Regions from separate parts of the Mus musculus genome. Here regions 2 and 3 are each linked to region 1. A link is a loop called in an ENCODE intact Hi-C map of the cell type or tissue named here. Cell type or tissue: heart. All regions are shown on one strand.

Region 1 (2,500 bases):
CCTTATGGCCTCAGGAGTACAGACTGGGGAAGGCTGGCTGAAAGGATACCCCATCTGTGGAGTTGTGAGGAAGCCATCCTTTGAGCTGGGACTAGACTCCCCCCCCAAGTGGCATGGCTGCTTTTGGGTTACCCACACCCCTACAGTAAGCCCCCATTCAGGCCCTGTAATAAACCCAGCAAACTCACGGGTTCCCCAGTTGGACCTTGGCAGGCTCATACTGTGGTTTATCATTGGCATCCTGGGATGGGGGTGAGGAGGCACTTGTTCCCATCTCCCGAGTTAAAGAGTCCAGAAGCAGAGCACAGAGAATGAACAACACTAAAATATAATCTACTAGCTGACAGAGCAACTGCTTGGCAAAGCAATGGGGTGCAGGACCACATCCCCGATCCCCATAACCCCTTGTTTCCTTATTAAGAGATAAAATCTCATTCTGTAGCACAGGCTGGCCCTCAGCTTGTGATCCTCCTCCTCCTCCTCCTCCTCCAGCCCTCTAACTTCTGGGGTTACAGGCATGTACCTCCATCTTCCCCTCTCTCTTTGCTATGGCTTCGACAGGTTTTTTTTGACTTCCAAAAATTTTTGTCTAGTGTCAGAATTTGAACCCTGGGTTTGGCACACACTAAGCAAGCACTCTTCCACTGAGCTACAACTCTGGCCTGTGCGGATTTATTAATCTGTCTGTGAGTCAGTTAGCTCATGTGACAAACTCACACCCTAACGTGTCCTCTTTCCCTCTGTTTGAGAGCCACATAAAGAGTTTAACATGGTGTTTGGCCCAATCAATATTATTATGACAGGACAGGATACCAGAGCGGGCTTCCTGGAGGAGAGGACATCTAAGTCCCTAAAGGAGGAGTAGCCAGCTGAAGGCAATCTGGAGGGGAACAGTGCTTCCAAAGGAGTCGACAAGACATGGCCTAGGCCTGAGGGCTTCTCTCAGGGGACAGACAACTTTGGAACCCCTCCAGTCTCTTTCTGGAACCACTGCTTGGCCTCCAGGTGAGCCGGCAATCAGAGGAAGGGACAGCGGAGGCAGTGGGTGGTAGACAGTCCAATTTAGCACAGGGACGAGACTGACAGAGGACTTGGAGGGAAATCCAAAGATAGCTCAGCCAGAATGACTCGAAGCCTGGGCATCCCCTTCCAAGCCAGGATGAGTCAGCCTGGGGAGCAGGAATGCAGGCCCGGGCCCCAGACCCAAGGCCACTGGTCTCTGACTCACTTGGGGCAGGGCAGGCAGGCAGACCAGCCAGGGGACAGGACGGCTGGGAAGTTGGGCTCTGCAGCCGGATGTGTGGCTTCCTGGCTAGAACCTTGGACCAGGCCTGCATGCCCTGCAAACTCAATTTCTAGATCTGTGAAATGGGGAAGTTGAGGCCTGGTGGCGGCGGCTGAGGGTTTACAAAGAGCAAGGTGGCTGGACTGACAAGAGACCTCATGAGCCAAGGCGCTTGTCACCAAGCCTTACATAGTAGAAGGAAAGAACTGACTATGGCAAGCTGCCCTCAGATCTCCATGTGTGCCCATGATGCACCTGGGTGCACGCATGCACACGTGCACGTGTACACACACACACACACACACACACATGATGTATTAAAAAAATACTTAGCCAGAGGTCATACATGACAGTAATCCCAGTACTCAGGAGGCTGAGGCACAAGGATTGAGTTCAAGGTTGGCCTGGACTACAAAGTACCAGGGTAGCCAGGGTGACATAATGAGACCCTGTCTCAAGTACAACAGCAGGGCTAGGGAGCTCCCTCAGCTGGCACAGTGCATGGGATCAAGCACGAGGCATGGGTCCCTGAACCCATGTGAGAACAGCCAGGCTGCGGGTGCCCGAGAAGGCAGGCCCAGGCTAATGCCTGCTGCTCTCTGACCATGAATCGTGTGGTGTGTTCCATTCCAGTGACACGTCTTGGCTCAAAAGAAAGAGAAAAGAAAGGTGGGGGCTGGACCTAGCGATGAGTACCTTTAACCCCAGCACTTGGGAGGCAGAGGCAGGTGGATCTAGTGCCTGGCCTGGTTTACATAATGAGTTCCAGGAAAGCCAGGGCTCCATGGTGAGACCTCAGAAACAGATTAAAAAAAAAAAAAAAAAAAAAAAAAGGTGGACTAGAGTCTGAGGATCAAGCCCAAGCTTGACCCGTGCCTCCACGTGCATAGGTACTCCAGAACATACGCAGAGACACATCAACAAAACAAAACCAAAACACTACAAAAAGAAAAGTGGGGCTCAAAAATATGGGCACACGGTAGGTGCTCTGCCATCCCAGGACCCAGCCAGCTCCACTGAGCGGTTATGACATTGCTGTGTGCCGCCCTGTGGGTGCTTGCTCATCTCTCGGTGTGTGACTTGGAGGCTAGGACCAGGGTAGGTGTGAATGACTAGGGAGAAGTCAAGAAGGACGGGGTGGCCACACACCGAGTGTGGAAATGATTAACACTGGACCAAATGATCCCTCACGCTCGGGACAATACTAACCCTGAC
Region 2 (2,500 bases), 51 kb after region 1:
TGAAATAGAGTTGGTATTTTATCTTGGAATTTTAACAACTTAAGTGTCCAGGTAACAGGTCGCAGGGTTATAGTAATAGTTTATTTTTACACTGAGGAAACGTCAGCAGCCATCGCAGCTGTGCTCTGCACATTCCACCCACTTGCATGTTTTGTCATTCTTAATGGTAATTGCATGTTCATTAACATGCGGCAATTTGCAACAAGCAAAAAGACTCGTGGATTTAAATTTCCGGTCTGGTGCAGGGAACAATTACCCAGTGTGCTGGGTGTGGTGGCGCCATGTCTACAAGCGCAGTTCTCAGGATGTGGAGATAGGAGGGTCAGGAGTTCCCTGCGTTGAAACCCAGTCTCACAACAAAGCCAGTGGGGCTGGAGATGTAGTTCAGCGGTTAAGAGCACGGGCTGCTCTTCCAGAGGACCTGAGTTCAATTCTCAGCATCCACATGGCATCTCACAACTGTCTGTAACTCCAGTTCAATGGATCTAATGCCTTCTTCTGACCTCTGTGGGTACCAGGCATGCATGTACATAGACACACACACAAGCAGAACACAGGTACACATAAAAAAATAAATTCATAGCTAGTTTTTAAAACCAGTATAAAATACCAAAGACTAGAGAGGTGGCTCCATGGTTAGAGCACGGGCTGCTCTTCTAGAGGACCTGAGTTTGGTTCCCAGCCCCCACATCACAATCGCCTGTACCTCCAGCTTCAGAGGAACCTAAACCTTCTTCAGGCATCTTTGGAAACTGTACTTGTAACACACACAGACACAACCCCTTAAGTAAAAGGAAGGAATACAGCAGTTGGGTATGGCTGTGCGCACACCTTTAATCCCAGCACTGGGGAGGCAGAAGTGGGTGGATCTCTGTGGGTTCAAGGCCAGCCTGGTCTACAGAGCTAGTCCCAGGACAGCTAGGGCTACCCTGTCTCAAAAAGAATCTTTTTTTTTCTTTCTTTCTTTCCTTTTTTTTTTTTTCCAAGACAGGGTTTCTCTGTGTAGCCCTGGCTGTCCTGGAACTCACTCTGTAGACCAGGCTGGCCTTGAACTCAGAAATCCACCTGCCTCTGCCTCCCAAGTGCTGGGATTAAAGGCATGTGCCACCACTGCCCGGTTTAAAAAAGAATCTTAAAACAAGAAATATCAAATAAAGTTCATGTTAGGTACCATTAGGAACTTGAGGGAGGATCCCCTGTGTCTGGTGAGAAAGCATGAAGAAGGCAGGATCTTTTTGGACAACTTAGGAAAGAGGCCTTTAGTTGCTAAAAGCTGAATCCTTTTGAAGTGGAAGCAGAAAGCCAGCTTTCTCCGTGTAATACACAAGACACTTTGTCGCCACCTGCTGGCCACAATAAATCTTAAACCACACTTCCAGATTAGCGGGATTAGTGAAGGACTAATGACAGCGTCTCATGAGCCCAAACTGGTCTTGAAAACACTAGGTAGCTAAGAATGGCTTTGCACTCATAATTCTTTCTACCCTGGATTACAGGCATGCACCACCATGCACAGTTTCTGGGGTGCTGGGGTTCAAACCGAGGGCTTTGTGCTAGGCAGGCACTCTCCCAGCTGGTAGATGTGGTAGATGTGTAGTATGCTAATTAGAGGAGAGGAGAGTTCAGGACCATATGAAGAGATGATGGGACTGGGGGGGGGGGTGTGTCAGGAGATTCTGACCTAGGAGCCAGGGAGACCCCAGCTGTGTTCTGCAGTCAGTCTGCTTTTATGCCCTCCCTCCCACTCTCTGCACCTATCCTGTCCTTTCACTATATAGACAAGGACAGATGCCACCGCTTTCTCAGGTCCCTACCATCTCACTTCCTAGGCAGAGAGCTGAAGTGAGCTCCAGGAACAGCCCAGGACCCGAATGACTACAGTGTGACTCCCTAGGGAGTCTATTTGTGTTCACTCCAATGGAGAATACCACAAAAGAACCAAAAAAAAAAAAAACAAAACAAAAACAAAAACAAAAACAAAAAAAACAACAAAAACAAAAACAAAAAACAAAAAACAAAAAAAACCACTGAAGGAACTTATTGAAATTATCGGAGTATGCCTGAGGATTCACTTGAGCAGCGAGGGTGATGACTGGCAAGAGATGCATCCCTGGAGTTTCCTCTCAGGTCGACCTGCTGCCCACTCTGCTTCCACTGTGTATGGAGCAGGAGGGAGAGGGTTGCTGTGCTCCTATGCATCCAATGCTCCTCCCATCTACCGACAAGAGAATGATAGTAGCCGTGCCTTGTGAGAGTCTCCTGCAGGTCATCACAGCTTCTCTGATTCCCAGACATGGACGGCCACATCCTGCCTGGAAGGCAGAGTTCCGAATGGGAGTCATGCACTGTCATTGTCGTTTGGGTCCTAGTTCGAGAGCCTGCTGATGGGGTATGATATGGAAGGAAGTGTAAGCAGAGTAAACTCTCCCTTCCCATGTAGGGGTCTGTATAGTAGAGCCTTTGTGTGTGGCTTTGAGTGGATGTATAGTAAAGCCTTTGT
Region 3 (2,500 bases), 420 kb after region 1:
CAGTATGCACATTGGTTCTTATCTAGAGGTGGTCATGAAAATCCTCTGGAGTTCTGAGGTCTTCTCGGCCCTGTGTTGCCCAGGTACCCTGTCTGCCTACTTCCTCTCTGCCTACTTTCTCTACCTTTTCTATAAACTTCCTTATCACCTGCGAATGTAGCCAAAATCTTAGTTAAATTTCTTTCTTGCCTTCTATCTCGTCTACTTTCTCTTGCCTCAGCCTCTCTCTTTTCTCTTTCTCCTTTTTTTCTTTTTCAGTCTGTCTCTTATGGTACACTTTCTCTGCCTCCTTAACCAGATCTTGCAAGGATAATGTTTGCAGACTCTCTAGACGCTGTAACCTTCTCCTTAAGTCAGAAGCAGACTGCCCGATGAAAGCCATGGCCACCGCCGCCTGCTGGCCCTCTGACGTAAGGTCAAAGGGATTGTAATGCTTGTATGCTTCTAAGAGGTGCTCCAAAAACACTGCTGGGGGCTCCTTTTCCTCTTGTAGGATCTCTCTTACCTTGGCCAAATTGATGGGGCACCTGCCAGCTCCTCTCAGTCCTGCTACCAGAGCCTGGCAGAAAACTGTCAACCGCTCCCTATCTTCAGGCCTGTTAGGGTCCCAGTCAGGACATGTCAGAGGGAAGCCTGCATCTATTTCATTCGGAAGTTGTGTCGGCCATCCATTGGCCCCCAGCACGTTCTTTCTTGCCTCCAGCAGAATCCTTTCCTTCTCCTCTGTGGTGAAAAGAACCTGTATAAGCTGCTGACAATCATCCCAAGTAGGCCTATGAGAGAACATGAGAGATTCCATTAGATTAGTAAGGCTAGAGGGGTTTTCAGAGAAGGGGGCATGGTTTGCCTTCCAATTATAGAGATCAGAGGAGGAAAAAGGCCAGTACTGAAGGGGCTGCAGTTGTCTGGGGTCTGTTGGAGGAGGGCCATAAGTACGTAAAGGCAGCATGGTGGTTGAGTCTGGTCCCTCTGGGCTCCGAGCTCACTGGCCTCAGGTTCCGGGTTCCAGCAGCTGGTCCCTCCCCTATGTCTCCAGTGGCCCCCTGTTGAAAGATCTGGGAGGGGACTGGTTGGGGATATGGGGGTAGGGTGTTACACCATTCTGGAGGTTCTTCTATCTCTGGATAGATCCTGGGAGGAGCCAAGGGCTGTGGTTCAGCCCCCACAGTTTTTATCTTAGTTTTTTCTCTGAGTGGCAGAGAGCCAGGACTCGGGATCCTGGCTTGTTCTTTTGAACCCAAGGCTTCAACCAGGATGGGGGGTCATGTGCTAAATTTTCCCAGATGAGAATGTAGGGCACTTGATCTGGTTGAGACCTTGCCCTCCTCTGCATAACATGTTTAACGGCAGAAATCACAATCAAATCAAGAGTGCCCTCTGGTGGCCAACCAACATCAAAAGCTGGCCATTCCATAGAGCAGAAAGTTCTCCAAAATCTTTCTGACATCTACAGACAGATTGTGAGTCTTAGTCTTAATTTCAGTCCAATGCTCGAGAGTCAGTCCAAGGGGAGTGCTACTAGTCTGTCCCATCATCAGAGTCACATACAGGGAAACAAGATATACACACAAAAAGATTACAATAACCGAGACCAGGACCCAATCAGACAGCCGAGTAAGCACACTCTCACTTGGCACCCCGATGGGAAATCTCCAGGCGTCCCCGGAGCTCCCTCAGACCTCCTGGGATGTCTCCCAGGGTGGCAGCCGGTTACTCCTGACACGTCTATCAGTAACCCACCCCTCCATCCCAGACAGGGAGTTCGTTGCTCTCACGAGCTGCGGATGACTGCAAACCGAGAATACAGAATTCAAACACAGCCGGCAGACAAAGATATAGACAAAGATATAGACAAAGATAGGATCCTATCTCCAAGCGGGGTCTCTGAGAACTGGGGTAGGCCACAGATCCCGGCCCGTTGCTGGGCCTCTGCTCAAGTCCCAGGATGAGCTGGCCAACACCCCAACATCTTGAGAGAAAACTACACTTGATGCAAACTGCAAGAGGTCTTATTATCAGCTAGCTGAGGACGAAGTCCCTCTGCCGTGCAGGGCAGGGGAGTTCGACCTTTGTTGTTCTTGTTAGGGTTGTTGGTCTTTTTTTTTTTTTTTTTTTTTCGAGACAGGGTTTCTCTTTATAGCCCTGGCTGTCCTGGAACTCACTCTGTAGACGACCAGGCTGGCCTCGAACTCAGAAATCCACCTGCCTCTGTCTCCCCAGTGCTGGGATTAAAGGTGTGTGCCACCACACCCGGCTGTTTGTTGGGTTTTAATTTTGTGTGTCACTTTCCATCAAGTGTGATTTTAAATGTTATGTTATTTTGTGTGTGTGTGTGTTTTTGCCTCTTAAGACCATCTTCAGTTTTATATGATTACCTTGGTGTCCACTTTCTGAAAGCAGATTGAGACCTGTCTACATGGAAGTTGTTCATGTACGAGAAGAGACAGAAGCAGAGACAGAGACACAGACTCACCAGGGGTTCCACATGCCAGTGAATTGA

The links. Peaks named below come from ENCODE experiments on the same cell type or tissue, not always from the same donor. Only the 100,000 strongest peaks of a DNase experiment are listed, where the experiment ranks them.
Region 2: it touches region 1 in a loop (3-fold over the local background); 13 of 42 quality-filtered maps call a loop at or near these places.
Region 3: a loop joins it to region 1, with 8 times the contacts of the local background. A loop is called at or near these places in 4 of 42 quality-filtered maps.

What each region holds. Positions count from the first base shown.
Region 1 is chr7:24,386,151-24,388,650 of GRCm38, reverse strand. No RefSeq gene overlaps it. Among named protein-coding and RNA genes, the nearest start is that of Smg9, 12 kb to the left of the region's middle. In heart, no CTCF peak of the experiment used is centred here; a DNase peak (open chromatin) is centred at 1,330; H3K27ac peaks cover 282 bases.
Region 2 is chr7:24,334,957-24,337,456 of GRCm38, reverse strand. No RefSeq gene overlaps it. Among named protein-coding and RNA genes, the nearest start is that of Tescl, 2.2 kb to the right of the region's middle. In heart, a CTCF peak has its summit at 1,352 (motif pointing left); no DNase peak of the experiment used is centred here; H3K27me3 peaks cover 445 bases.
Region 3 is chr7:23,967,080-23,969,579 of GRCm38, reverse strand. No RefSeq gene overlaps it. Among named protein-coding and RNA genes, the nearest start is that of Vmn1r181, 16 kb to the left of the region's middle. In heart, a CTCF peak has its summit at 1,381 (motif pointing left); no DNase peak of the experiment used is centred here.